Linked DNA regions of Homo sapiens: region 1 is linked to region 2. A link is an interaction called in ENCODE POLR2A ChIA-PET data of the cell type or tissue named here. Cell type or tissue: GM12878. All regions are shown on one strand. Each heading gives the region's core, and the rest is flanking DNA. Links, peaks and the distances in the headings are about the cores only.

Region 1 (16,110 bases), core at 5,079-13,078, 160 kb before region 2:
AAGCTAGAATATATGTTGTTGAAAATTCTGGCTAAAAGGAAATGTGTAATTAAGAGTGTTATTGCTGGGTCTCTGGCAAAAGGACTCCTGGCCCCTATAAGTCTATTCATTTTTGTCACAAATGTAGTATGTGTGTTTTAAGGATGGATTATGTATAAACATAGGAGGCTGATGACGTTTGCTCTTTCTGGTTCATAAACCTATTGCTTCAACCCCTCAAACTCCTTTGTGTTTCCTAAAGATAGCATGTCCTTATCTGTCTTCATACTGAACTCCGACTTTCCATTTACAGAACTTCTTTATCTGTTTATGCTTGCCTGACATTACCATGTTCTGCCAGTCCAGTGGTCTTCCTCCTTGCATCCTCTAGCTTCTCATGGATGTAGATCATATTATCCCAACTAGATTCTGAGCTCATCAATGATACAGTCAGCATTCTATATATTTTAATATCCTTCCCTAGATGGCCTGCATAGTGCTTTGCACATAGTAAGTGACAGTACATTGGGTTTTGGACATGAAAGACATACTTTAGAAATTTATTGCTAATGAGGAAATTGATACCTTGGTAGGTCGTATCTTGCCCATGATGCTTGAGTGATGATTGAGCTTTGCGTTGACATGAACAATACATTAAACAGACTCATAGCATAAGTAAGATTGTAAAGGTGATGTCTGATAGATTGAGAACAAGCTTTTAAAGGGCTTAATCACTTTGTGTGCAAATATATCCTGCGAAATACAAGTGAGTGTGACAGGTTTGGCGGAACATTTTGTTAGCAGCTAGCTTGTGCTCCTCTTTGTACTTTATAAACGTTAGGCTGCACAATTTCAGACTGACTGGCTCTCCTTCCTCCCTATCCCCACAACCACCATTAGTTTGAATTAATGAGATCTTAGTGAACAGTTACTTTGTTGTTTCCTTTCTAATCTTCAGACATCTCCCCACTGAGTTTACCAAATAATTCAACCCTTTCACTTAAAGCAGCTTAGACCTGCATAACTCAGGTAGATAACTGTAGTCTGAAACAGGTCTATAGACACTGTTGTGTGTTCAATAATAGGTTTATTTCAAATACTGTCTCCCTACCCATTTCCATTGTGCTGGCATTGAAGGTTTTTACTTAGACTTGGCCTTATCTCCCAGCTGTTTACTGTTCTTTTCCAGTTAGTATAACAGTTGTGAAATGCAATTATAAGCCTACATTCCTAGGTTAGTATAAGGAACTGTGAGTCAGCATTTCCTTCCAAATGCAGAAAGTTTCAAACTAACATGGCAAATAGAATTACCTCAATAGTTGTTGCTCTGTCCTTTGAATTTTCAAACTGTAGGGGGACCATTCAGCTCTATAAAATCAAATAAAATTCTGTGGAGCTTTATGTCTTACATTTATTTGGTACAATGTATTTGGAATTCCTGATCCCTGGAGGTTTCTCTGGGCCATCAGGTTTAGGCTGAGCTGGGTAGGCCTATTTCAGACCCTCCTGGCCCCAATTACCAGTTACTGCTGAGTCATTTTGGTCAGTTTAATATTTAGAGATTCTGAGTGATTTCATTTGAAATAAATATTCAAAGTCTTAAAAAATCCTTTTATATACTTAACATGTAATAATAATAATAATAGTTAATAGTTGCAACTAGCATTTAGTGTTTCTGGTAGACACTAAGTTTTTTCTCTTTTTACCCTATCAAATCTCTTAATCGTCACAACAGTCTTTGGGATAGGTACTATGATTAATTCTACTTGACAGACGAGGAACTGGCCAAGGAAAGTAAAATAGTGAACCTAAAGTCATGCAATTAAGACATACTGTAGGCCGGGGCAGTGGTTCACACCTGTAATCCCAACACTGGGAGGCTGAGGTGGGAGGATTGCTTGAGCTCAGGAGTTCAAGACCAGCCTGGGCAACAGAGTGACACTCCATCTCTTTAAAAAAAAAAAAAAAAGGTGGGTGTGGTGGTATGCTCCTGCAGTTCCAGCTACTCAGAGGGCTGAGGTGGGAGGATCACTTGAACTGGGGAGGTCAAGGCTACAGTGAGCCTTGATTGTGCCACTGCTCTCCAGCCTGGGTGACAGAGTGAGACTCTGTTTCAAAACAAAAACAAAACCAAAAACAAAACATACCATAGCTGAGATTCAATGCAGCTTGTTCCCAAGCCTGTATTCCTAACTGTGAAGCTTTTGCTGTCTTTTAGCCAAGCAAATCACTGTCTTTCAGACCAGTTGTATGTTACAAAAGGACTTTGTGCTGAGGCTACAGAGAACATGGGATGGGATCAGACAGGCTGGATTTACATCTGCTAAGCCACTTCTAGCTGCTGGACCTCAGTCAAGTGCCACAACTTTGCTGAGCTTTTCTTTCCTCATATGTAAAGTGAGGACAGGAACATGCGAGGTCCCCTTATCTGAGGATAGCAGGTATGATATTGTGAAACATACACGGTATTTTGACTTCATTCTTTCTCCTGTTTCCTGGCATACAATGCCTAAACTCCTTAGAATCTCCCAAATGATGTATTTTTTATGCTAATGAGGTGACTGGTGGCTGGCAGCCCCTAGGTAGTTTCAGGATAGGCACTGGTCACAGGAAAGACTAAGGGAAGATTAGAGGATTGGGATTTTCAGCTCCACCCCCCAACCTCTGGGGAGAAGAGAGGGGCTGAAGACTAAACTGATCACAAATGGCCAATGATGCAATGAGTCATGCTTATGTAATGAAGCTTCCTTAAAAACCTAAAAGGACTGGGTTCTTGGAACTACTGGATGGCAGAACACGTGGAGGTTCCTGGAGGGTGGCACACCCAGGGGAGGGTAGGGAAGCTCCTTGCCCTTTTCCACATGCTTCACCCTATGCATTTCTTCATCTGTACCCTTCGTAATATCCTTTATAATAAACCAGTACATGTAAGTGTTTCCCTGAGTTCTGTGAGCCACACTAGGAAATTAGTCAAACCCAAGGAGAGGGTTGTGGGATCCCTGATTTATAGTCAGTTGGTCAGAGCACAGGTGAAACAACCTGAGACTTGCATTGGCATCAGAAATGTGGGACAGTCTTGTGGGACTGAGTCCTCAACCTGTGGGATCTGATGCTATCTCCAGGTAGTATGGGAATTGGAGGACACCCAGCTTGTGTCTGCTGCAGAATTGCTTGCTTGCTTCAACAAGCAAGGAAATTCCCCATCCCCCTGCTGAAGCATGTTGTGAGATTATAGTAGAAGAAACTGTTTTTTTTCTACTGAGTGGGTCACAGGGATGTCCCTTAATGTGAATCTCCTTAAAATGGAGACCAACATTTCATAGGAAGCAGTGGTGGAAAAAAGACTTGCCTGAGGTTCCATTGTGTGAAAATGAAAATAAAGTATGAAAATAAGCAGCCGGGTGTGGTGGCTCACGCCTGTAATCCCAGCACTTTGGGAGGCCCAGGCAGGCGGATCACAAGGTCAGGAGATTGAGACCAACCTGGCGAACACTGTGAAACTCTGTCTCTACTAAAAATACAAAAAAATTAGCTGGGCGTGGTGACGGGTGCCTGTGGTCCCAGCTACTTGGGAGGCTGAGGCAGGAGAATGGCATGAACCCAGGAGGTGGAGCTTGCAGTGAGCCAAGATCGCACCACTGCACTCCAGCCTGGGTGACAGAGCAAGACTCTGTCTCAAAAAAAAAAAAAAAAAAAAAAGAAAATAAGCATATTTATAAAGTTTATATTTCAATTCCTTGGCTAAAAAGGAACATAGGATCATGGTTAGTGGTACAGGCTGCATTTGAACACCATTTTCTAACTATGTAGTCTTATGCAATTTTCTAACTATGTAGTCTTATGCAAATTATATTTTTCAATTTTGTGGTAATTCTAGGAATGGATAGAACGTGAACCGTGTGTGTGTCTGTGTGTGTAGTATATGATTAATTAAGGAGGGGGGTGTGAAATTTTCTGATCAAATTGATTGACTCCGCACCATACAATCTACCAGTCACATTTGATTTTCTTTTCTTTTTTTTTTTTTTTTTTGAGACAGAGTTTTGCTCTTGTCACCCAGGCCAGAGTGCAATGGTGCGATCTCGGTTCACTGCAATCTCCTTCTCCTGGGTTCAAGTGATTCTCCTGCCTCAGCCTCCTGAGTAGCTGGGATTACAGGCCCCCACCACCACACCCAGCTAATGTTTTTTTTTTTTTTAGGCAGAGTTTTGCTCTTGTTGCCCAGGTTGGAGTGCAATGGTGTGATCTTGGCTCACTGCAACCTCTGCCTCCTGGGTTCAAGCAATTCTCCTGCCTCAGCCTCCCAAGTAGCTGGGATTACAGGCACCTGCCACCACACCCAGCTAATTTTTTGTATTATTTTAGTAGAGATGGGGCTTCGCCATGTTGGCCAGACTGGTCTCGAACTCCTGACCTCAGGTGATCCACCCGCCTCAGACTCCCAAAGTACTGGGATTACAGGCATGAACCAACATGCCAGGCCTCACATTTGATTTTCAAAGCATGATTGTGAGGGTCATTTTTATTAGAAATACCCAAAAACTTCTTCCATTTTCTCAAGGAGGGGGAAGGTGCTCTTATTTCTTTAATATGGACACTGTTATCTTTGAGACCTTTGTCTTATCATGATTTTCTTTTTAAGTTGTTAATGGGTCTCTGCCACATTCTCATTTAACTTGACAAGGGTTCATTTAACTTGATAAGGGTACATTTTGAAGATCTGCCTCTAAAAAGTGAGTCTTTTTCCCTAGTTGGCAAGCTCTAAGTATTTTTCCCAGTAGTTTTCCTTCAGGCTTTGTAGAATTAGGCATGGCCTATGGTGTGTGGCAAGCTTATCAAGTAAAATTCTCATCGAACGATAGCTTCATATATAATTTCAGCAGTTCTCATGATACTATTCTTTATTAAAAATGCCATGCTTTAAAAAATGTTCTAAATGTATTGTAAGTTGATTTGTCTTTTATTTACACCATTCAGTAACAACACCAAGACCAATGCAAACAAACAGTATACACAAAATCTGTTCTCTCTAAATATGGAATGATTAGAGAATAGATGCCAGCATTGAGTGGAGTGGAGGGGAATAGAGAATGATCGGGGAGGCAGTTGCTTGCGTAAGCTTTATTTTCTAATATAAGCGTTCAGTTCATTTTTTGAGTATTTTTATCTGTAGATAGCATTGGCTTCTTCATATAACCTTGTAATGGCAGGGACTTGGAAAGGAATCGTTAAGTAACAAGGACTTCCCATATATTCCTTTCAAGGCTGCTATGAGGATCATCTGAGATGATAATTGCGGAATATTGAGCAAGGTGCCTGAGTATTACCTGTTAATTAGTTTTGTAAAAGGCACACAAACCAATGTTTATCGACATATTCAAAGACAAAATTAAAGTGATAGGTTTTATAGTCATTCTGCCTTAGAATATTTTATTTAGATGAAAAATGTGAAAAATTCAGAATTTCATAAAGTCAAGAATTGATATTTTTCCATGTAAATGTTATATTTACTTTCCTCTTTTATTAAAAACATTTTTAGCCTGTTTAAAATAGTCTAATACTTTTTTTTAGAGTTAACAAACAATAAAAGATATTTGGATATTATGTATTCCCCGTAAGTCTATAATACTGTATCTTGATGTTCTTTTTATAAGAGCTTCCCCCATTTGGGGAACAAACTTAAAAATTCTGGCTGTGTACTAAGGCCCCAAGTCATCCCCTGGTGTCTGCCAGCAAATGTTTGGAAATACTTTGGTTTTTTTATGTCCCAAGAAACATTTCTGGAAAATGTGGTACAATTTTTTTAAGTACTTGACTATGAAAAACTTGGTAATTGCAGATGAAGAACTCAAACTTTCACAGATAGAATGAAATATAGAGGGTGGCATTTATATAGTGAAAAGTGACAGCACATCAAGGACTTAAGCAGTTGTAACTTGCCTAGCAAATACAAATTTGTTTTATTATCAAACTTGGTGTGAAAGGAGGCACAGCATGGTTTAGCCATGTGGCTCTGCAAGTGAGCATGGAACTCAGTGCTCTACTGTGAAAGAGGAATTAACTTGGGGAAAATCCAAATGAGAATATAAAATTTTAAAATATATTTCAGTTTGAAGTTTCCTGGTTTTATTGAGTATATATTTGCTCCAGCATATTTTTTTCTACAATTAGTCTATGAAATTCTATAGGGCTTTTAGAAGGATTAGGACTGAGGGTGAGTACTGTGGTGACTTTATTTTTTTTCAAGGAGTGAAAAGTGGTTGCTCTGAAAAACAAAATTAATTGCTGTTCAAATGGTTTTTAAATTTCTGTACTGAAAAATGGCAAATGGTAGAGTAATGAATAATGAAATACAAGTTATTGGCTATAAAGTGAAATGTAAATAACATTGTCTAGCCCTTGACATTTCACCTTTTGCTGAGATCATAGTATAATCCAAATTTGAGGGAGGCCTTTGATACAGCTGGTTTCTTCTTGACTGAAAAGTGCAAAGCGTTGGCATCTGGGTCCTTCGTGAAGCTGTGTGATTCTGGACTTTGGACTGTAGTCCACTGTAGCCTGCCTTCTCACTGTGTAAATACATAACTACATGGGCTCCCGTGAGCTTGCCACACGCCACAGGCTATGCCTAATTCTACAAAGCCTGAAGGAAAAATACTGTGAAAAATACTTATAGCTTGACAACTAGGGAAAAAGGCTCACTTTTTAGGTGCAGATCTTCAAAATGTACCCTTATCAAGTTAAAAAAAAAAGGGGGGGAGTTAGCATGTACCCTATTTAATGTATTTATTTATAGTCATTTATAAATCATATTACTGTAACAATGTATATATATTTTGACTAGGGACAGGGTCTGGCTCTGTTGCTCAGACTGAAGGGCAGTGGTGCAGTGGCACGATCATACCTCACTGTAGCCTACAACTCCTGGGTTTGGGAGATCCTCCTGCCTCAGCCTCCTGAGTAGCTAGGACTACAGGCATGCACCACCGTGCCCGGTTAATTTCAAAATTATTTTTGTAGAGATAGGGTCTTGCTATGTTGCCCAGGCTGATCTCAAACTCCATGACATGTTCTCTTTGGAAGATTAAATAAAAAAAGTTAGAAATCTCTTTCTCCAAAAATTTACAGAATGCCATGTGAGAGCTTTTGTAGGTAGCAAACTTTAAATGATTTTTTTGCAACAAAAGCAATGGAAACATGGACAGATACTCTTTCAAAATGTTGTTACTGGCTGGGCATGGTGGCTCATGCCTGTAATCCCGGCACTTTGGGAGGCCAAGGCAGGCAGATCACCTGAGGTCAGGAGTTCGAGACCAGCCTGGCCAACATGGCAAAATCCTGACTCTACTAAAAATACAAAAATTAGCTGGGTGTGGTGACACACACCTGTAATCCCAGCCATTTGGGAGGCTGAGGCAGGAGAATCATTTGAATCCAGGAGGCAAAGTTTGCAGTGAGCTGAGATCACGCCACTGCACTCCAGCCTGGGCCACAGAGCGAGACTCTGTCTCAAAAAAAAAAAAAAAAAAAAGTTCTTACTATGGCATGTACTATCTATATCTGTAATCTGTTTCTTTTGAAATACATTTTCTCTTTCACTTATTAAAATATCACTTTTTTTTCTGAAATGGCAGGTCAAAAAAAGAAAAAGAAAGTATTACTTTTTTCTTGAAGGAACAGGCTAATTGAAAAACCAGTAGGTTTATAGCACTTCTATTTTTGTAAGAGAAAATTATGTAGTACATGTTTAAGTTTGACAACTTTTTAAAGTACTTTGCCACAATATAACCAGCACGTCTCAATGTAGTATAGATTTTTATGGTTACTTCGCATCTCATTACATAAATTGCAAAGATTTGACCACATTGGAGTTCTTATTTCCACAAAATTAACCATGTTGATTGATTAATGTCCCATAGAATATTTTGTGCTTTTGGCTTCAAGTTCTTTGTTGCAGAACCTTGCTCATGAATGACAAAGTGAATGAGTCTTGTGTGTGGTGTTTTTAAAACTTCTTATAAGAGCAGCTGCCTTACCAGTGGTTGTACTTGAACAGTTTTCGATAGAACACTATTTTTTATTAAAAAAATAATTCACAGCTGGGCACCATGGCTCACACCTGTAATCCCAGCCCTTTGGGAGGCTGAAGTGTGTGGATCACCTGAGGTCAGGAGTTCAAGACCAGCCTGGTCAACATGGTGAAACCCCATCTGTACTAATAATACAAAAATTAGCTGGGCGTGGTGGTGGGCATCTGTAGTCCCAGCTACTCAGGAGGCTGAGGTAGGAGAATTTCTTGAACCTGGGAGGCAGAGCTTGCAGTGAGCTGAGATTGAGCCACTGTATTCCAGCCTGGGCAAGAGAGTAAGACTCCATCTCAAAAAAAAAAAAAAAAAAAAAAAAAAAAGGGATTCACTCTTCAGAATATGTCTCCATATTCTCACTTAAAATGATGGGTTTTGGATGGGAGGGGAGTGAGGGATAAAAGACGACACATTGGGTACAGTGTACACTGCTCGGGTGATAGGTGTACCCAAATCTCAGAAATCACCACTAAAGAACTTATCTATGTAACGAGACACCACCTGTTTCTCCAAAAACCTATTGAAGTAAAAAATAAAAATTAAAAAAAAATTTTGAGTATATTTTATCAGATAAAATCTAGCAAATACCACAAGTTGAGTTGTGAAAAACATCTGTACTTTTTTCTAAGTGTACAGCAAACTTCTTGCACAATTAAATTTGCTCTAATAGACTTGTTTCTTAAAATATTCAACAGTCTTCAATAGTTTTACTCATAAAGAAATTCCTTTTATCTTTTTTTTTCTTTAGAGATGGAGTTTTGCCATGTTGCCCAGGCTGGTCTCAAACTCCTGGGCTCAAGCGATCCACCTGCCTCGACCTCTCAAAGTGCTGGGATTACAGACATGAACCACCAAGCCTGGCCAAGGAATGCATTTTAGTTTGCTGCTTTATTTCTCTGTATTCTTTCAGCTATTTTTTTTTAGCTTCCACATTTCCTATAGTAATGCATTTTTTTTTTTTTTTTTGGCTATTAAGTGGAAATCCCAAAGTACTGGGATTATGTACAAAAATACATAAGGATCTTCTAATTTTATCATCAAGTTAAGCAAATTTTGTGAAAGACTGGAATTGTATAAGGCATGACTATAAACATAGATGACAAATTGCTAATATCTTGAAGTGCAGCAGACATTTAAGGTGAGGATCATAGTATATGCTAGTGGATATAAATTAATTTTTTAAATGCCTTCTTGATAATTTAGAATTTTGGAAGGATCAACTTGTTAATGTTCTTGGGTTGGCCATTATTTTTATTTTATGGGTGGCTGGTGAACAATTTATACTCGGAATAGGAGTCTCAGTTCTTTCATATTCTTGTTAGTATTATCTTTAATTTGAAGTTTCTGAGACTCTGGTTTGTAAAGTTAGTTTCATTAAAAATTGATGATTATAGGCTGGGCATGGTGGCTCACACCTGTAACCCTAGAACTTTGGGAGGCTGAGGCAGGCGGATCACTTGAGGTCAGGAGTTGGAGACAATCCTGGCCAACATAGTGAACCTTGTCTCTCCTAAAAAATACAAAAATTAGCTGGGCATGGTGGTGCATGCCTGTAATACCAGCTATTCGCTAGGCTAAGGCACAAGAATTGGTTGAACCTGGGAGGCAGAGTTTGCAGTGAGCCAAAATCATGCCACTGCGCTCTAGCCTGGGCAACAGAGCGAAACTCTGTCTCAAAAAAAAAAATTGATGATTATTTTCTGTAATCCCAGCACTGTGGGAGGCCAAGGCAGGAGGATCACTTGAGGCCAGGGGTTTGAGACCAGCCTAAACAACATAGCAAGACCCTATCTGTACAGAAAAATACAACTTAGCACGCCTATCATCTTAACCATGTGGGAGGCTGAAGCAAGAGGATTGCTTGAGCCCAGGATATCAAGGTTACAGTGAACTATGATTGTGCTGCTGCATTCCAGCCTGGATGACAGAGTGATACTGTTTCAAATAATAACAATAATAAATGGATTATTATAATCTATAAACCCATTTAAGTGGGTCCACATAAACTGCCATAGGGGCATGATATTTTAAATAAAATTGAGGGCTGAGAAGGGCCCTGTTGTCAAACCCTCTGCCTTGTAGGACCCTCACTCATCTCTCAAGATGTCTTAGGAAACATGACTTGGGACCTAGGAGGATGCTATCACCAGTGTGTATAGGAAGTATTAGTAGAACTTAAATGGTTTTATAAAAAGTACCTCAAAATAGAACTTTTCATATTCACTTTCTTGCCAAGTGTATCCTCTGGGGATTACTGTACTAAATATCACAATTCATTCTTTTTTTTTTTTTTTTGAGATTGAGTTTCACTCTTATTGCCCAGGCTGGAGTACAATGGCACAATCTGAGCTCATTGCAACCCCTGCCTCCTGGGTTCAAGCGATTCTCCTGCCTCAGCCTCCAGCTGAGATTACAGGTGCCTGCCACCCTGCCCAGCTAATTTTTGCATTTTAGTAGATATGGGGTTTCACCATATTGGTCAGGCTGGTCTTGAACTCCTGACCTGAGGTGATCCACCTGCCTCAGCCTCCCAAAGTGCTGGCATTACAGGTGTGAGCCACCATGCCCAGCCCCACAATTCATTCTTAAGAGAAGCCTCTAAAGTACTGCAGCAGAGCTCTGGCTGGGCATGGTGGCGCATGCCTGTAAGGCCAGCCACTCGGGAGGCTAAGGCACAAGAATCGCCTGAACCTGGGAGGCGGAGGTTGCAGAGCCAGGCTTGGCCTAAGGAGCAGAACCCAGGCCTCAAATGTGCAGTGGGAGGGAGGCAAGGGTGCAGGGACAAGTGAGTCTTCCTGTCTGCCCCATTTAGAATTCTCTTGCAGCCTGCTCCTCCATTTCTCCTAATCTTTCATTCTCTTTCATTCAGCTTGGAACTCCTTGAGGGCTGGACCACTTTCTGGTGGACCCAGAAGGCATGTCTTTATTATCTTTGTGTAATACCTGGCCCGCAGTTGGTGTTCAGTGAGTGATGCTGGGTTTTTTTTGTTTTTTTTCTAAGTAGGAAACAAGTTTCTAAGTGCTATTTGTTTACTTTTAAATTTTTAACTGTGGCAAAATAGACAACATAAAATTTACCATCTTAACCATTTTTAACATAGGCCAGTAGTGTTAAGTATATTCACATTGCTGTGAGACCATTACCGTTGTCCATCTCCAGAACACTTTCATCTATGCAAAACTGAAAGTCCATATCCAATAAAGAATAAAGTCCTCTGTGTCCCACCCCTGGCAACTACCAATCATTTTTTTTTCTGTTTCTCATGTCAAACTCATGTTTGATTACTCTAGGTACCTCATATAACTGGCATCATATAGTATTTTTCCTTTCTGTCTGAGTTCTTTCACTTAGGGTAATGTTGTCAAGGCTTGTCCAATTGTAGCATGTGTTGGAATTGTATTCCTTTTTAAGGCTGAATAACATTCCCCTGTAGGTGTATATCACATTTTGTTTATCCATCCATCTGTGCTGTTTTTAAAGGGGCAGGCACACCGAGAGGCAGATCCAGGTGCACACACCTGGCAGAGAGGTTGGTTAGCTTGACAGTGGGCTGCATCCTACCCATGTGTTCATGCAGCTGAACTCTCTGGCCCTCTGTGTAAGGGAGGCAATAGAACTATCTTGTCACTATGCTATTCTGCCTCACCTGGCCAAAAGTGGACTCTGACTTTGGAATCACCTGGAGCCAAGCGATGAACACAGGTGAAGCTTTCAACATGCTTATATTGACCTTTCTTGGCTTTCTGAAATATTTTTATTTTAGGAGCAGTCTATGGGATAGTGTCTGGGGTCATAGGGTTTCCATATGTGTGGAAACTAATATAAAATAATAAAGGTGGTGGGATATATATTTTTTCAAATTCAAATTGTTTTTATTTTGCCTCATGTAGACACTACATGTACTATAATTACTATGATTTTTAATTTTGATAATATATAGAAGGTTTACCATTTGAACCATTTTTTCAGGTACAACTCAGTGGAACTAAGTACATTCACATTGTTGTGCAACCATCACCCCCACCAGCCATCTCCAGAACTTCCTTATCTTCCCAAACTGAAACTCTATGGCCATTAAATAATAACTCTCCATTCTCCCCAACGTCCAGCTTCTGGTAATCTCTATTCTACTTTTTTCTATGAGTTGGACTATCTAGGTACCTCATATAAGTAGAATCATACAGTATTTGTCCTTTTGTGATTGGCTTGTTTTACTTAGCATAGTGTCTTTAAGGCTCATTCGTGTTATAACATGTACTAGCCTTTTGTTTCTTTTCAAGGCTGAATAATATTCCATTGCATGTGTATACCACATTTTGATTATCCATCCATCCGTCAATGGACATTTGGGTTTTTCTATCTTTTGGCTATTGTGAATCATGCTGCTATGAACATAGGTATAAAAATTTCTGTTTGAGTCCCTGCTTTCAATTCTTTGGGTATATACCTGGAAGTAGAATTGCTAAGTCATATGGTAATTCTACGTGTAATATTTTGAGGGGCCATCATATTGTGTTCTAGGGGAGGATATTTTATTTAGATAGCATCTTAGTCCTTTATTCTTTCATATTTTGTCTCTGCAGTTTTCCTATCTAATGAGTTTGCTTCTCCCTCCACAATATTGATAACTGGAGAGCTCTGCTGGTCGGTTCCATGGGGCCTCCTGCAATAACTTCTCTTGTTTATTATTTTCATTGCAGATGCGAAAGCCATGGAGTTGAGCTGCAGCGAAGCACCTCTTTACGTAAGTTGCTAAGCACGGGGCTTCAGGTCCAAGGGGCCCTTTCTTAACTCCAAACCATGTGACTGAAGTGGGGAGAAATGTTTTTCTTGCTATTGAGTTAAGGCTTTTTAAAAACAACACACTGAGCGTTACTGTCTAGTTCAAGTATTTGCATGGAGCGTTTTAAAACTGGTTGGCTCCTGTTTTAAACTCTGGATTTTATATTTCCCTCAGTATTTTTTTAAGTGTGTAATTTCTGGATTCAAACACTCAGTTCACTCATATGAGTGGTGTGTGAATATATTATTTTATGATAATATCCTGATAATAGTCAAGAACTTTTCTATGTGTGTCTTTTTGAGGGGAAGGTTTCATGATAATTGTGTCAGCTAAAAGTATGAAATAAGAATTCAAACAAAAAGTGTTGGGACATAAACAGAAGTGGGAGTTGGCGCTGGGGGGGACAGGAATGCCCAAGGAGATTTGTACTTAGATGTGCCATCTAGGCCCAGGAGGATGCCATTCTGAGAACAACTCCTGGGGGTAACAGGGAAGTGAACAGATTGTTTCCTCACACAGAAAATGGCAGATGGCCTCATCTTTCCTCCTTCCTTCTGATTTCAGACAAAACTTCCTTTCTTGGGAAGGAACTGTGTTGGTGTGAGGTGGGGCCTGGGCAGGTGGGCCTGGGTGTGTGAGGAGACTGGAGTTTAGAGCAAAATTTCAAGGAATTGAAACAAATTTTATTTTTTTTATTTTTTATTTATTTATTTATTTTGAGATGGAGTCTTACTCTGTCACCAGGCTGGAGGGCAGTGGCATGATCTAAGCTCACTGCAAACTCCGCCTCCCAGGTTCAAGCGATTCCCCTGCCTCAGCCTCCCAAGTAGCTGGGATTACAGGCACATGCCACCACGCCTGGCTAATTTTTTGTATTTTAGTAGAGATGGGGTTTCACCATGTTGGCCAAGATGGTCTTGATCTCCTGACCTCGTGATCCGAATGCCTCGGCCTCCCAAAGTGCTGGGATTACAGGCATGAGCCACCACACCCGGCTGGAATTGGAACAAATTTAATCAGAATCCTCAATTGATGAGAATAGATTCATCCACTTCCCACACTTCACTACCCAGCCAAGTGCCTACTCACTCACCCTCACTCCCTTCTACACATGACACATACTTCTCTGGAGGAAGACAGAGTCATAAACCAAATTGATTCCAGAATAGTAGAAAAGCTGCCCCTTGAGTTGCCCAGTGATCTCTAGTACTCTCTCTAGGTTGTGATTTTCAGGCCATAAAATGTGCCTGTAGACAGTTGGGTTTGGCCCAGACATGATTAAAGATTAAAAAAAAGGCTGGACTGAGGCTAAATTGTAAAGTACTCCCAAATCTTACTGCTGTTTTTTCTGTGTGTGCCTTCCTATTCCTCACTCATTCCACCCTCCTCCCCTACCTCAAAACAGACAAATCCACAAGCCTAATCGTGATAGAAGCCTTGTAGCTGACCGACCTCCTCATGTAGCTATTTTGACCATAGACTTACTAGATTGTGACCAGATTTGGGGAAAAACCAATACACATTGCCCAAGGAGAGAAGAGATTTAAATGAACCAAATAAAAACAAAAACAAGTTTTTCTTTTTTCTTTTTCTTTTCTTTTTTTTTTTTTTTCGAGACGGAGTCTGGCTCTGTCACCCAGGCTGGAGTGCAGTGGTGCGGTCTCGGCTCACTGCAAGCTCCGTCTCCCGGGTTCACGCTATTCTTCTGCCTCAGCCTCCTGAGTAGCTGGGATTACAGACACCGCCACCACGCCCGGCAAATTTTTTTTTGTATGTTTTTAGTACAGACAGGGTTTCACCGTGTTAGCCAGGATGGTCTCGATCTCCTGACCTCGTGATCTGCCTGCCTCGGCCTCCCACAGTGCTGGGATTACAGGCGTGAGCCACCGTGCCCAGCCAAAACCAAGTGTTTCTAGTTATTAAAAAAATGCTGATAAGAGTAAAATGAAAAGTACAGGAAAGTGTTAAGAAAATAAGTCATAATCTCACCCCCATGGATAATGTTATTATATTAAAATACTAATATATTTTATCATTTTTAAGGTGTAATTTTTCTTCTCATTTTAACATCTCTAAAATTGAGATGCTCTTACATTCACTGTGCTTCCTGGCAGATGTCATTACCTACACGTGTGTGACCTTGGTTACAGGGGTTCATATTGTTGTCATTTCAGTTTATTTATATACCTTGCTGGTGCTACATAAATTAATTGCTTTCAAAATGACTTCACCATGATCTAGCATTATAAGGCAAAGTTACTATGTAACTAGAAAGACTTGGAAATAACAGCATGTTACATGATAAAATCTATGTATAGATTAATTTAGAAAAGGTCTTTTAATAAATATAAAATTCTAGGTAATTAAAAATTACATCCTAGTTGGCATTTTTTCTAGTAGAATATTAAATGTATATTATAAATAATGATATCTTAGATAAAATATATGAAATATATTTAACATAACTGACACTACATATGATAGAGTATATAACATTTTTTAATTTAATTTAACATTTCTGGTCAATATTATTGCAAAATGAATTAAGCCAATCTAGCCACTTGGCCTCATCCAGCAAGAGGTCATTAGAGATATGTCATAATGAAAATGAGTCTTAAACCAAAATCTACCAAATGGGTAATGTCGTGCAGACAGAGCAGACTCAAAACTGTCCTACAATTTGTTTCTGTATTTTGGGGAAGAACCTGCTCTCTGCCCTTCTATCTTCAGAGGTTTGGTAAATATTCACTTCTAGTTTCTCTTAGTTTACTAAATTTTTGTTCATAAGCCCTTAATATTTTTTCTTATTTATATATATTTATTGTAAAATATTAGAAAGAGACCCAGCAAAAAGAAAAAATTAAAACCTCATGTTTAATCCCATGGTGAATGATAAGCTCTGTTGACATTTTGATACAGATTTTTCCAGAGTTTTATCTATATCTCTGTTGAATTTTATCAAGGGTCCTTTTGACATTTATTTAGATGATACAGTGTTTTCTCATTTGATAGTGATTTATTCAATCTCTTAATTTTGGTGACTTTATGTATGTACTTCAAGTAATCCTACTTAGTTATTTTGACTATTTCTTTTGGAAAAACAAAATAACTCTGGCAAGTGTGTAATAAAGATATCCTCTCCATTGGAATTTGTGAAGAATCCATTACATATTGGGAGGCTATATTAAAATTATAAAATAACACTATGCATAATTGTATGTTAATGCACTAGAAAATCTAATTACAACAGACTTTTAAAAATA
Region 2 (16,110 bases), core at 5,004-13,003:
ATGGTCTCGATCTCCTGACCTTGTGATCTGCCTACCTCAGCCTCCCAAAGTGCTGAGATTACAGGCGTGAGCCACCGCGCCTGGCCTTCCCTTCTACTTTTGACAGGAATAATATTGGCTTTCTATGTACAGTGGGGATAAGATTTTTCTTAATCTTAGGTATTTTTTAAATTAATTTTATTTAAAGAAAAAAGGCGAGTCCATTTAAAGATGGGTACTAAAGAATATAGGTGAATATATCCATGAAACAATATAGGTGATATGTAAATATGGCAAAATTGTGAATTTGGTAGAAGAATGAGAAAAGCTTGGGAAGTGTTGTTCTAATATCTAATATGGCTGATTTTGTAGAGACCCACAATCTCTTCTTTGAAATTCTTGGGACCAGATTTGTTTTGGAATTCCGAATTTTCAGATCTTTTTGGCCTGGTGTTCATACTGATATGATATGACTCCCATAGGAGACACTGGGGCAATGCTATCATCAAGTGTATTAATATTTCTGCAGCAAAATGTATGACATTGACACCAAGTAGAGCAAGTAAAGAATATGCATGGTCCAATGTGGGCTCAGGTCAGATTGTGCCACAGAATATGTTTTTGAACCAAACTTATGGGGAAAATTCTGATTTTCAGAGCTTTCTGGATTTCAGAATTGCAGTTAAGACAATGTAGACTGGCCGGGCGTGGTGGCTCATGCCTGTAATCCCAGCACTTTGGGAGGCCGAGGCGGCTGGATCACGAGGTCAGAAGGTCGAGACCATCCTGGCTAACACGGTGAAACCCCGTCTCTACTGAAAAATACAAAAAATTAACTGGGTGTGGTGGCGGGCACCTGTAGTCCTAGCAACTTAGGAGGCTGAGGCAGGAGAATGGCGTGAACCTGGGAGGTGGAGCTTGCAGTGAGCCGAGATTGCGCCACTGCACTCCAGCCTGGTGACAGAGCGAAACTCCATCTCAAAAAAAGAAAAAAAAAAAAAAAAAGAAAATGTTTTTCTTTAACATCGTATGTTTCCTCCAGAAGCTTAATGAATCTCACACTTCAGTGTTCTGTGTGGAGAAGAGATAGATTTAGAAGCAGAATCTGAAGCCAGGGCCATTTGACTTGTGAAACTACAATTCATACAACTTTGGAACTTTTATGATGTCCTCATTACCTTCCAAGAAAGAATGGATTTTTTTTTTGCTCATGGTACTTCAGCCCAACAGTTATTAATCTTTTTTTATTTCCTGATTCACCCCCATGGGCTTATCAGGTTTTATGTTATGACATAGATAAGACAGGCAGTGGGACATGTGACATTTCTAATGGACTAACAGCAGTACTATTCCTATGTACCTATTCAAGAAAATTTACGGGGATGTTAGTGAGGATGGCATTTACTATAGGTATAACATTGACTCTGCCCTGTGAAAGTCATTTAAACATACTGAAAATCTGTTATTACCATAACACACTATGATTAGTATTAATAACCTTGCACTTCACACTGAACATGGTTAAAAATTGCTATCCATAATAATTACAAATTTAATAGTAATTCTGACCAATAATATTTATTGAGCACTTTTTACCAGGCATGTGTCAAGTCTTTACATGTCTGAACGCACTTAATCCTCATAACCACACTATGAGGAAAGCATAATAGTAATCTGCTTTTATGGATGAGGAAACTTTGTGAAGATATCTAGAGGGCTAGTAAACTAGCCAAGGTCACAAGACACAAGGCGTTCTAGCTCGAATGTGTTTTATTGCCTTTGACTCTTCATTCTCTACAAACACAGTAACAGCTTAACTCTCTGGGACTCAATTTTAGGCAACCTCATCTATTTGGAACAAAGCTGAGACATGAAAGCAAGCATAAACATTTCCGTAACCAAAATAGAAGTAAAATTCTCCACGTGTGAGATTCTGCATGTTAGCAAGCAGTACCGAGCCAGAACTGCTAGGCTGTGTACTCTCTTGGGTCCTTTGATAGAGGGTCATTGAATCTGAGCATGTCAGTGGAAACTGAGGATCACAGTACAGTCACTAATACTTCTAAGTTATTAATAAAGGGAAATTAAGTTTAGTTATCAATAAAGGGAAATGTATAGTTTTTGTTTGTTTGTTTTGAGACGGAGTTTCACTCTTGTTGCCTAGTCTGGAGTGCAATGGCACGGTCTCGGCTCACCGCAACGTCCACCTCCCAGGTTCAAGTGCTTCTCCTTTGTCAGCCTCCTGAGTAGCTGGGATTACAGGCATGCGCCGCCATGCCCAGCTAATTTTGTATTTTTAGTAGAGATGGGGTTTCTCCATGTTGGTCAGGCTGGTCTCGAGCTCCCAACCTCAGGTGATCTGCCCGCCTTGGCTTCCCAAAGTGCTGGGATTACAGGCGTGAGACACCATGTCCGGCCTGAAGTTTAGTTACTAATAAAGGGAAATGAAGTTTAATTTAAAAATATAGTAGAAATCAAAAGCAAAGATTTAATTGATTTTACAAAGGCCTCTAATGATGGGGAAAATAACGCTTGAAGTGGGCAAATATTTATCTATCTAGAACTTTTCATCCTACGTAAAAATTCTAGATAGCTGAGGTTTGGATATAGATGAAAAATTACTTGCATGTAGATCTTAAAATCTAGCCAAAAGCCCTCTTAAAAAATGCACTTGACTTTTTTTCTTATGGTCTAAGAAGGTAAAGCTTGACTGTAAAATAAGCCCCTTCTCCTTTATTTGCCCTGTTTTCATTTTTGTACTCTAGATCGCTCCTTCGATATCCTAAAAAAATCCAAGCCGCCCTCGACATTGCTTGCTGCAGGCCGGCTTTCAGACATGCTGAATGGAGGTGATGAAGTCTACGCTAACTGTATGGTGATTGATCAGGTAAGGCCCAACTGACATTACAGGATGATTTCTACCTCTCTCCAAAACCTGGGTTTGTAAGAAATAGATTCAGCATTGTTGTGTTCCTTTGACAATTTTAGCCTAAGAGCAGCAAAGAGGATGCTGTTGTGGGGTCTCATTGTATGAGCATTTAAGCATTTAACTTAGGTGCTTACTTCAGAACACAAGACACCTTACTCAACCCAGAGGCACTGTCAGGGAGGGGTCTTGAGATACTGCCAAATGGGAAGAGTGTGAGAGCTCTTCTTCGGGGCCCAAGTAGGAAATGACAACTGTGCAACCAATGTCTCCTCTACAGCTTTTCAAAAAACAGTATGTATATGACCTGATTATGCAATATTTGTATTCAAATCCAGCAAATGTAATGAGCAGGTGCTTGGTCCCAGCACCATAGGAAACTGTCACATAAATTACTTGCTTAATCGATACAACGCATCTATTAACATGTAGTAAGATTGTAGAGCTTTCATATTAATACAGAATGGTATCATATTATAAAGAAGCTGGAATCCTTTGGAACTTTCCACCCAGTCCCTGATAGAGACTTTTGAGTTAAATCTCACAGAAGCAGATGGTTTGAATGTGCTGGCATCTTCTTGTCTTTTGTTCTTTTCTCTAGCTCAGTGATCTTCAAATTTTAGTATTTATAAAAATTATAGATCTGAAGATTTCTACACACTAATATATGGAGGATTTAAGGGATTTTCAAGGGTAGTTTTGATGACACAAAGTCTGCCTTATAAACTGACTTTAAAACTTAATCCCTATATAAGATCCACCCTATCTACTCACTGAGCAGTAAGACATTTAACCCTTTTATGTTGTTAGTATGCATGTATTTTACCCTATTTATAGATATATTCTGTGATCTAAACTTTTTTTTTTTCCATCTAGAGCTCAATTTCAGCCCTTCAGTAGCACATCTCTGCATTTTCCTTTTGTGTTACAAAGCACTGTTATATCAAATGCAGCACAGATTGGGATGGTAGTCATAATGACAGAGAAACCAATAAATCAGAATGGACTTCAGCTGTAAATAACTGGTATAGTTGTTTTGGTATAAACTAACTGAAGGTCAGTCCTAGTTATAGAAATCTAGAATGGGTCATGGAGTGTAGGACACAGTGGGAGTTCTGAGGAGATTTTCAAGACACAGGATGTGTTAGTCCCTTCCCACACTGCTATGAAGAAATACCTGAGACTGGGTAATTTCTAAAGAAAAGAGGTTTAATTGACTCACACTTCTGCATGGCTGAGGAGGCCTCAGGAAACTTAAAATAATGGCGGAAGATACCTCTTCACAGGGCAGCAGGAGAGAAAATGAGTGCTGAGTGAAGAGGGAAGCCCCTTATAAAACCATCAAATCTCGTGAGAACTCACTGTCATGAGAACAGCATGGGGAAAACCACCCCCCATGATTCAATTATCTCCACCTGGTCCTGCCCTTGACACATGGGAATTATTATAATTCAAAGTGAGATTTGGATGGGGACACAGTGCCAAACCATACCACAGGGTAATTGGACTTGGTGTGTTCTAGCCATGTTCTAGTATTTATTTATTTTTTTCCAGCTTTATTAAGGTATAATGAACAAATAGAAATTATATATATTTAAAGAATACAATGTAATGTTTTGATACATGTACATATTATGAGATAATTACCACAATCAAGCTAATTAAGCACATATATCATCTCACATATTTATTTTTGTAGTGAGAATACTTAAGATCTACAGCAAATTTCAAGTACAAAGTGCATTATTAACTATAGTCACCATGTTGTACATTAGGTCTCAAGAACTTATTCATTGTGTAACTGAAAGTTTGTACCCTTCGACTAACACTTCACCATTTCCCCCACCCTCCAACCCCTAGTAAGCACTCTTCTACTCACTGTTTCTATGAGTTTGACATTTTTACATTCCACATATAAGTCAGATCATGCAGTATTTGTTTTTCTGTGTTTGGCTTATTTTACTTAGCATAATGTCTTCCAGATTCATCCATGTTGTCACAAATGGCAGGATTTTTTTTCTTTTCTAGGGCTGAATAATATTCCTGTGTGTGTGTGTGTGTGTGTGTGTGTGTGTGCATGTGTGTGTTTGTGTGTGCAGGTATATGGAATCTGTCACATTTCAGTCAATGGTGGAATCCATATGCAAAGGTGATCCCATAAGATTATAATACCATATTTTTACTGTACTTTTTCTATATTTAGATATATAAGTACTTACCATTGTGTCCCAGTTGCCTACAGTATTCTGTATAGTAACATGCTGTATAGATTTGTAGCTTAGGAGAAATAGGCTATACCATATAGCCTAGGTGTGTAGAAGGCTATACTAGCAGGTTTGTGTTAGTACACTCTATGATGGTTGCACAATAGCAAGATAAACTAAGGATGCATTTCTCAGAACATATCTACATACTTAAGTGAGGAATGACTGTACTTATCCTTGGAGTCTCCAAAGTGATAGTCTTTTGTATGCTAGTGAGATGACTGGTGGCTGGCAGCCCCTAGGTAGTTTCAGGATGTGGGCTGGTCACCGGAAAGGCCAAGGCAGGGTTACAGGATTGGGATTTTCAGCTCCACCTACCAGCATCCACGGAAGGAGGAGGGGCTGAAGGTTAAATTGATCACTAATTACTAATAATTTAACCAATCATGCCTGCATAATGAAGCTTCCATAAAAACCCAAAAGGACGGGCCGGGCACGGTGGCTCACGCCTGTAATCCCAGCACTTTGGGAGGCCGAGACGGGCGGATCACGAGGTTAGGAGATTGAGACCATCCTGGCTAACATGGTGAAACCTGTCTCTACTAAAAATACAAAAAATTAGCAGGGCGTGGTGGCGGGTGCCTGTAGTCCCAGCTACTCGGGAGGCTGAGGCAGGAGAATGGCGTGAACCCGGGAGGCGGAGCTTGCAGTGAGCCGAGATTGTGCCACTGCACTCCAGCCTGGGTGACAGAGCAAGACTCTGTCTCAAAAAAAAAAAAAAACCCAAAAGGACTGGGTTCAAGAGATTCTGGATAGCTGAATACATGGGGGTTCCTGGAGGGTGGTGCACCTGTGGAGGGTGTGGAAACTCTGTGCCCCTTCCGGAGTTCCTTGCCCTAAGCATCTCTTCCATCTGACTGTTCTCTGTATCTTTTGTAATATTCACTATAATAAACCAGGAAATGTAAGTGTTTCCCTGAGTTCTGTGAGCTGCTCTAGCAAATTGATTGAACCTGAGGAGGGGCTGTGGGAACCCCATTTTATAGCTGGTTGATAAAACAATCTGGGGCTTGTGGTTGTCATTGGAAGTAGTGGGGAGTCTTGTGGGACTGAGCCCTGTGGGACCAGACTCCATCTCCAGGTCGATAGTGCCAGAATTGAATTGAACTGAATTAGAGGAAATTCAGTGGTGGATTGCTTCCTTGCTGCATGTCGGGGGAAAACCCCACACATTTAGTCACAGAAGAGTTCTGTGTTGATTGTTGAGTAAGAGAATAGAAAAAAAGACTGTTTTTATCCCTATATTTTCAGAAAATCATATGTGCCACATTTTCTTTATTCATCTGTTGTTGGACACTTAGGTTGATTCCATCTCTTGGCTACTGTGAATAGTGCTGCAGTGAACATGGGAGTGCAGACATCTCTTTGGGATAGTGATTCTGTTTCCTTTGGATATATACTCAGTGGTGGGATTGCTGGATCATATGGTAGTTGTATTTTAAATTTTTTTAGGAACTTTCATACTGTTTTCCACTGTGGCTGTGCTGATTTACATTCCCAACAGTGTATAAGAATTCCCCTTTCTCCACATCCTTGTCAGCTTTTTTTTTTTTTTTTTGTCTTTTTGGTAATAGCCATTCTAACAGGTGTGAGGTGGTATCTCATTGTAGTTTTGTTCATTTTTCTGATGATTAGTGACGTTGAGCACTTTTGCATATACCTATTGGCCATTTGTGTGTGTCATTTTTTGGGAAAATGTCTATTTAGGTACTTTATTTTTAAATCTGGTTATTTGTGGGTTTGTTTGTTTGTTTGTTTTTGCTATTGAGTTGCGTGAGTTCCTTACATATTTTGGGTATTAACTCCGTATCAGATGCATGGTTTGTAAATATCTTCTCCAATTCTATAAGTTGCTGTTTTATTTTGCTGTTTCCTTTGCTGTGCAGAGATTTTTTGGTTTGGTGTAGTCACACTTATTTATTTTGCTTTTCTTGCTTGTGCTTTTGGTGTCACATCCAAAAAATAATTGCCAAGACCAATGTCAAGGAGTTTTTCCTCTGTGCTTCCTCCTAGGAGTTTTATGGTCTCAGGTTTTATGTTAAAGCCTTTATTGCATTTTGAGTTGATATTTGTATATGTGGTAAGATAGGGATCCAGTTTCATTTTTTTTGCATGTAGCTATCCAGTTTTCCTAGTATCATTATTGAAGGATCTGTCTTTTCTCTGTTGTGTATTTTTAGCACATTTGTTGAAGATTAATTGACTGTATTTATGTGTGGGTTTATTTCTGGACTTTCTATTCTGTTCCATGTGCCCATGTGTCTGTTTTTATGTCAGTACCATAATGTTTTGATTACCATATCTTTGTAATATAATTTTAAGTTAGGCAGTGTGATGCTTCTGACTTTGTTCTTCTTGCTAAAGATTGCTTGAGCTCTTCTGGGTCTTTTGGGATTCCATTCAAATTTCAGGATTTTTTTTTCTATTTCTGTGAAAAATTGCCATTATAATTTTGATAGAGATTAAATAGAATCTGTAGTTCACTTTGGGTAGTATGGATATTTTGACAACATGAGTTCTTCCAATCCATGAACACAGGATATCTTTCATATGAATTCTTCTAATCCATGAACATAGGATATCTTTCCATTTATCTGTGTTGCTTCAATTTCTTTCATTTATGTTTTATAGTTTTCAGTGCATATATTTTTGTCATGTTTTGATTTTAATAGATTTATTCTGCTGCCATATTTTCTTAGCTGTTTAAATAAAATACTTCTTGAGCCCTTATTTTTTTTGTTCTGAGCCTTAGTGAATACTGTAACTATAGTATTTCCATTTACCTCAAGTAACTAAAATTGTAAATTACTCAATATTATGTGGGGAAAACTATATATATTATGCTTTTATATGTTCTCAGATACATTAAAAATGCAAAATTTACCAAACCAAAGATTTGGTAAATAAAAGGTTAGGATATAATTTTCTTTCGTTCTCTTTCTTTCTTTCTTCCTTCCTTCCTTCCTTTCTTTCTTTCGTTTTGTTTTTTTTTTTTTTGAGACAGAGTCTTCCTCTGTCATCCAGGTGGGAGTGCAATGGTGCCATCTTGGCTCACTGCAATCTCCACCCCCCAGGCTCAAGCAATTCTTGTGCCTTAGCCTCCAGAGTAGCTGGGATTACAGGTGTGCACCATGACACCCGGCTAATTTTGGTATTTTTAGAAGAGACAGTTTCGCCATGTTGGCCAGGCTGGTCTTGAAATCTTGGCCTCAAATGATCTGCCCACCTTGGCCTCCCAAGTACTGGGATTACAGGCATGAGCCACTACACCCGGCCAAGATATAATTTTTATTCTGGAATATTCTGGGTGAAAGAAGTATTGCTTTAATGATGTGAAGCCAAAAAGAAAAAAAAGTGAAGCATGCATTTAGAGAGAACTCAAACAAGTTAATTCAACAAACTGCAACATAGCAGATTGCCAAGTTGTGCATTGTAAACTGAGAAATAAAACTAAATCTGCAACAAAATCACAAAGTCCATTATATTAGCATAGTACTTTTTTTTTTATAGCCCCTATATCTATTTGAATAGCAAGGACAATGTAAGGAATACAAATTCTGCATATTTAAAATGCTTTCTGGCAATATCTGAAAATAATCTTATCTAATTTTCTTTATCTTCCTCAACCTGGCAAGGAAACCTAAAAACATTACTAGCTTATATTAATGTTTCCCATTAATTTTCAAGGTTATCAACCTTCCTGTTGAGAAAATTCACATGATGAAAGTTACTTTGAAAATTTCTGTCATATAAACTACTTAGAAAAACACATTTGTTTCATAATTTCAGTACAGAGAATCCCTGTATACCCTTTACTCAAATTCCTCAAATGGTAATATTTTACTACATTTTACATTGTCATTCCCTGAGTGGGTGGTTATGTGTGCATGCAAATAGTTAAATTATGTCTATAAATGTTTCTTAACCATGTAAGAATAAATGAAAAATATGGTGTTCCTTTACCTCTTAATCTTTCATGGTGTATTTTCCTAAAAACATGGATAGTTTCTTACGTAAGCACAGTACAGTTACCAAAATCATAAAATTATCATCGATACAATGCTATTAGCTATCTCCAGACCTTGTTCAATTTTAGCAAGTTGTCCCAATAATGTTCCCTGTGGCAAAAGAAAATTCCATTACATGTGTTGCATATAGTTGTTGTGTCTCTGTAGTCTCCTTTAATCTGGGACAGTTCCTCAGTCTTTGTGTTTTATGGCACTGATATTTTAAAAGAATACAGACCAGTATTTTTGTTCTTGTGTTTTGCTAAGAGTGTAGTGTCTTTCAGTTTTGGTTTATCTGATATTTCCTCATAATTGGATTCAGGTTAGGCATGTTTGGCAGGAATACTACGGAAGTGATGATGGGTGCTTCTCAGTGAGTTGTATCAGAAGGCATAGGACATCAATCTGTCCCATTACTGGTGATTTTATTAATATCTTTCATCTGCCAAGTTCCTTTTTCAGTAAAATTACTGTTTTTAAAAAATTATTAAGTACCATGTCAGGAGATATTTTAAGCCCTTGTAAATATCCTGTTGCTCATTAGACTTTCACCCATTAATTAAGCATTCATTAATGGTTTTTGCTTTAATAAATTATGATGATGCTCGATGATTTAGGATTCTAACATTTCCCCTTTTGCTTCTTTTTCCCCTTCACTGCTCTATCTCTAAATGGTGTTACTGTCTTCATTTTTACTGTCCTCACTCCAGACTTGATGCCTTTTGATGACCGCCACCTCAAATCATGAGTGCTTAAAAGTACGCCTTTCTTAGAGCAAGTGCTTTCATCAGCTAGGACTCTTTTTCATGCATGTGGGTTGAGCTTTCTCTTTCTGGGGAGGATTTTTAAGTAAGTCTTAGGCCCTCCAGAAGTTCCGTCCTTTCTCTGCCATTCAGAGTTTCCCGACTCCCCTTACCCTCCGCAGAGTCTTATAGCAGGAGCACGAGGCCTTACCTGCTGGATTTGCTGTTGATTTTATTATTTACAGGTAATTTGAAATTTGGGCATTTTCTTTCTTCTAATGATGCTATGTACGTGCACTTTATGTAGCTTTATTTGTTCTTTTTGTTTGGTGTTGCTTTTTGTGAGACTCAGCTTTATGTGACCACTATTACCTTGGTACCCAGATTCCTATGAGCTACTTTTTGAATGAAGCTGTATAGTCTTTAGTTTTCTCCTCAAGTATTTAAAACATTTCCCCCTCATTTTGAGTCAGTGGTTCATAAAATGTTAGAGGCATAATCAGCTTCTGGTTTTGTAATAAAGGAACAACCTTATAAAATACTCAGTTGGTCTTCCTTTATGTGAATTATAGGATAGCTGCCATGTGAACAAAAACATATAAAATAATTCTCTGTTTACATAAAACAAGAGTCTCACTCTGTAACCCAGGCTAGAGTGCACTGGCGCAATCGCTACTCATTGCAACGTCTGCCTCCCATTCAGGCCATTCTCCTGCTTCAGTCTCTGAGTAGCTGGGATTACAGGCGCCCGCCACCACACCCTGGCTAATTTTTGTATTTTTAGTAGAGATGGGGTTTCACCATGTTGGCCAGGCTAGTCTTGAACTCCTGACCTCAAGTGATCTGCCAGCCTCGGCCTCCTACCACGCCTGGCCAGAAGTTTTTAAATTGGGAAAATTTTATTAATTCTTAGCTAGGCCAATCTTACCTGCTTTTACTCAGGAAATGTTTTTCTTTCAACTTCCAGGTTGGTGATTTGGATATCAGCTATATTAATATAGAGGGAATCACTGCCACTACCAGCCCTGAATCCAGAGGTTGCACTCTGTGGCCTCAGAGCAGCAAACACACCCTTCCTACAGAAACCAGTCCCAGTGTGTACCCACTTAGTGAAAATGTCGAAGGGACAGCACACACTGAAGCCCAGCAGTCCTTCATGTCACCATCAAGTTCGTGTGCTTCCAACTTGAATCTTTCTTTTGGTTGGCATGGATTTGAAAAGGAACAAAGTCATCTAAAGAAAAGAAGGTAAGAGTCTATATTGTAGAGGAAAACTGTAGAACATCAAAGAACCTTATAGGTAGACTTCAAAAATTCTAGTTTTAAACTTTTTATTGTCTCTACCACTTTTATTTGCCCATCAAAATGTCCCCTTTTAGGTTCCTATATTCACTGATTTGAAAGTAAGACACTTAAGAAAACTGACTAAAATATGATAAAGGAAAACCACGATGAGATACCAGTTTATACTCACTTGACTGGCAAAAATTAAAAAATCTAACAATCCCATGTTTTGGTGAGAATGCATAACATGGAAATTCCTGCATAAAGATGATAGGAGAGAAAATTGTGTAACTTGGGAAAATAATTTGACATTATCTTGTAAAGTCAAATATGCATTTTCCTCTCGTGTACTAGGAGACCTATATGGAGTATTATTATAGCAGCAGGAAATAACCCAAATGTGGAATAAATAACTTATATATAGTTACACAATAGAATACTGTACAGTAATGAAAATGAATTAGCTACAATTACATCTGCATGCATAATAACATAGACCTTAGAAGCATGAAGGAACAAAAAAAGCCCCAAAATACTTGTTAGATTTCATTTTTATAGAATGCAAATTAAAAAATATATTATTATAGGGCACCTACATATGTGCATAAGCTATAAAGAAAAACAAGAGGCCTGGCGTGGTGGCTCACGCCTGTAATTCCAGCACTTTGGGAGGCCAAGGCAGGCAGAATGCTTGAACTCAGGAGCTCAAGACCAGCATGGGCAACATGGTAAAACCCCATCTCTACCAAAAATACAAAAATTATCTGGGCATGGTGGCACGCACATGTGGTCCTGATACTTGGCAGGTTGGGGTGGGAGGATCGCTTGAACCTGGGAGGCAGAAGTTGCAGTGAGCCAAGATGGCACCACTGAACTCCAACCTGGGTGACAGAGTGAGACCTGTCTCAAAAAGAAGAAAAAAAAAAAAAAAAGAGAGAAAAAGAAAAACAAAATAATGAAGGGGAAAAAATTCCTAAATTCAAAATAGTTGTTACATCTAGGGAAGGAAATAGGGAAATGGGAATGGAATGAATCATAACAGAGTTTCCATGGTAGATGGCCAGTATCCAAGTTTCAAGGTGGGTGGGCTCATGAGTGTTTGTTTTATTTAACATATGTTTGTATTTTATATTTTAACATAAAATTTATCTTATATTTATTTTACTTTCAGTTACCTTATATTTTCTTGCATATATAAAAACTCATTGAAATGATAGTTTCATTGCATCTGATATGATTACATATATTAGTGTGTGTGCACACATGTGTGTCCATATCTGTATATCTGTATCTGTCTATCTGATTGTCTATTTTCTTTTGGGAACAGGCCAATTTCCACTAATTTCATTTTATCCTGTTGATCACACTTTCCTTAGGGAGTAGCTTTTTTTTCCCCCATATCCTACCCATGTGATTATATGTTCATTTTCACGTATAAAATGAATCAAAGTGAACATAAAATGCACACACATATGTGACTATGTATATAAATATTTCTCTGTGAATGAACATGCACATAGGTGAATGAGTATTCAGCAGGGAGTTAATATAGAGGGGAGAGAAAGGTAGAGGAACCAGCAATCAGTAGGTGTCCATCACTGAGATACACCACAACATGCAATTTGAGGTTGTAAAACTTTAGCACATATTGGTACCAAGGGTTATGTGTGATGTGTAAATAATAAAAGACTTGCTTTAGATTTATACTTTGTGAATTATGGTTTTGTAGATGCTGGGTAGTCACTACTATAATTTGAAGTGATAGGCTAATTTGAACTGTCCACACGTCTGCTTGGGACAAGAGACTGCCAGTCCACACAAGATTCTATACAGTTTTGCAAAAATAAATTGAGCTATGTGTGATAAATGCATTCTAGTGGATCTTTAAGATCTGTCAAGTGGCCAGGTATGGTGGCTCACACCTGCAATCCCCGTACTTTGGGAGGCCGAGGCAGGTGGATCACCTGAGGTCAGGAGTTTGAGACCAGCCTAGGCGGCCAACACGGTGAAACTCCCGCTCTAGTAAAAATACAAAAATTAGCTGGGCATGGTGGCACACATCTCTAATCCCATCTACTCAGGGGAGGGGCTGAGGCAGGCTCATTGCCTGAATCCGGGAGGCACAGATTTCAGTGAGCAGAGATGGCACTACTGCACTCCAGCCTGGGGGACGGAGTGAGACTCTGTCTTTAAAAAAAAAAAAAAAAAAAGTCTGTCAGGTGTGTGAGCCCCCAGATCTCAAGAGATAAATAAGTTCTTTAGAAGTCTTCTAGGAATATAGCATGGAAAAGACACAAAATAGTCTGTCTGTTTTATTGATACTTATGCAGATACTTGCAGAGTATCGAAATTATACTTTCTGATCATGGTCTTGTCTTGGAAAGTTTAACATTTCACTGCTACAGATAGAATTTTTCCTCTGTAGAATATAATTTAGACAAAATATCTGTTTTGAGTACAGGTAATTAGAAGCTTCTGTGAAGATGTCACTGCTCAGGGGAAAGGGAGGAAGCCAGGAGAGGAAGGAGAAGCCATTCTACAGAAAAGCTTTCTGGCTGGTTCCACGAGCTGACTTCATCTCCTTTGCCCTCCCTCTCCTCTGAAAAATGTAGGAATGAAGGGAGAGAAGTCGCAATCCCTGGAAAGCCCTGGGGTGGCTGTGGGTCCCTTCCTTCAGTGGATGTCATGGTAGGAAGCACAGTTGATAACAAACTCAAAGTGAAATGCACTTAATTTGTTAATAAGCAGATAATAGCCCTAGAGGCTGGAAACCTCTAATGAAGGAGAAATTTGGGGGCACACAGTAAAAACTGGAGTTAATATAAGGACATAGCTGACTGGGACCTGAGTCCTAAGTTTTCTAGGGTTTAAAAGAATATTTTGGTGAAACTAAAATATGTATACTATGTAACCATTATGTTATATTATTTAAATGTAATAACTGTTTTGAGAAGCCACAAAGGGAAGATAAGTAATAAAAACATTAATTTAAAAATACTATACAGCAAAAAATTAAGCAGCAGACAAGTGTTTGTTTCATTCTAAAGCTTGTATTTTTCAAACCTTTTAAAAAAACTACAGAGCAAGAAATGCATGTCACACCATGAACGTCCCCTATCTCCCATAAAATTTAAGTGAAGTCTTATAAAATGATTTGTGCAACATATTCTGATATTTTCTATTCTATATATTTTTTAAAAAACTCTAGTTACAACCTAATGAATTGATTTCTTATCCCACTACTGGGAATTAGAAAAATAATATCGTAAAACAAGAACCTAGAGGTTATCCTGAAGAATATTGCCTGTGCCACCAATATCTTAGGTTAATAGCTTAAATAAAAGTAGTAGCCCCATTTGAATGAATAGAAACAATGTTTTATAGTATGCAAAATAAAATACTGATACTTCTAGGATGTATTCATAGTGATGATGAAATGCTGTCTGTAACTGGAAAGGCTTGTGTTAAAATCGGATATTATTGCGGGCTGCCAATCATTTGAAGAACTATTTTCCACTAGTACAGAGATCACAAGTTGAAAGACAAGTGCTGAGGTACAAGACATGGGCAAGCTTCAGCCCGCCTTGAAATCTCCTTCCGTCTCAGATTGTTGTACTAGGAAACCACGTAGCAACTTGAAATACCTGTAATTATTAGATTAGTTCAAAAACTAATCTGTGTTTGCATTAGAGGCATAGTAGAATAAGACCAGGACTCATACCATGTATTCAGTTAACTTACTGTGTCCATTAAATAGCCTATTTTTTTTTAAATAACCTAAACAGGTTAATTCAAAGTTTCATTTTCTGGTTCTTGTATTTCAAAATAAAAAAAAAAGCCTATGTTTTTTTTTTTTTTTAAATAACCTAAACAGGTTAATTCAAAGTTTCATTTTCTGGTTCTTGTATTTCAAAATCAAGACAGTTTCATTGTTTTGTTATTAAAATTATAACTCCAGAACTGTAACAACCAAAAAAAAAAAAAAAAACCACAAAACACACATTTGAAATGCTTCGTGCATTAACATGCACCCAGGAAAGCTGTTGGCCTCCAAGTTTGAGTCGTTTAAAACGTAATGTTATGGAATAGACCTGGGATGTAGAGGGTCAAATTCTTTCCTTTTAATTTCATGGTTTATTAAAGTTAAATGAGGAAAAAAGTTGTTGTCAAGCAGCATTACTACCTGGTTCTAAGGTAGAGTTTTCAAAGGAATCATTTTTTTTTTTTTTTTTTTTTTTTGAGACGGAGTCTTGCTCTTTTGCCCAGGCTGGAGTGCAGTGGTGTGATCTTGGCTCACTGCAAGCTCTGCCTCCTGGGTTCACGCCATTTTCCTGCCTTAGCATCCCAAGTAGCTGGGATTACAGGTGCCTGCCACAACAGCCGGCTAATTTTTTGTATTTTTAGTAGAGATGTAGTTTCACCGTGTTAGCCAGGATGGTCTCGATCTCTGACCTCATGATCCGCCCACCTTGGCCTCCCAAAGTGTTGGGATTACAGGCGTGAGCCACTGCGCCCAGCCTCAGAATCATCTTTTTTTAACCTCTAAAAATGATCATTTAGTATGACATGTTTGGGACATTGCACGACTCACTTCTGAACTGTGTCTTGACATGGTCCTGGGGCGGATGGGTGGGACCTTCACACATCTCTCCTTGGTGTGCCTCTGCCCTCCCGAGCTTCCCAGCTGAGGGACAGGGGAGAGAATGACACTTCTGCAGCTTAGTCACATGCAAATCCCCCCCAGAAGCTTCCCTGCAAACAGCCCAGTGACTCTGTTTCCACCAGCATTTAAAATATTTGATGGGTTACCATTTGGGACTTGCGATATCAATAATTATATTTACAAAACAGAAGTGGTGAGGTTAGTACTAACTCAAACCAGCTTTTGTTTCTTCAGGCATTTGAAA

What was found. ChIA-PET counts read pairs that join two places held together with the same protein. Peaks named below come from ENCODE experiments on the same cell type or tissue, not always from the same donor. Only the 100,000 strongest peaks of a DNase experiment are listed, where the experiment ranks them.
Region 1: POLR2A ChIA-PET joins it to region 2 with 5 read pairs; 2 of 35 experiments call an interaction of 5 or more read pairs at or near these places.

What each region holds. Positions count from the first base shown.
Region 1 is chr5:73,672,077-73,688,186 of GRCh38, forward strand. ARHGEF28 (Rho guanine nucleotide exchange factor 28) reads left to right here. Exons shown (of 36, transcript NM_001177693.2): 2 at 12,765-12,808. The coding sequence starts at 12,776. Among named protein-coding and RNA genes, the nearest start is that of ARHGEF28, 54 kb to the left of the region's middle. In GM12878, for the core only: no CTCF peak of the experiment used is centred there; no DNase peak of the experiment used is centred there; H3K27ac peaks cover 374 bases.
Region 2 is chr5:73,829,594-73,845,703 of GRCh38, forward strand. ARHGEF28 (Rho guanine nucleotide exchange factor 28) reads left to right here. Exons shown (of 36, transcript NM_001177693.2): 10 at 2,745-2,866; 11 at 10,887-11,167. Among named protein-coding and RNA genes, the nearest start is that of ARHGEF28, 210 kb to the left of the region's middle. In GM12878, for the core only: no CTCF peak of the experiment used is centred there; no DNase peak of the experiment used is centred there.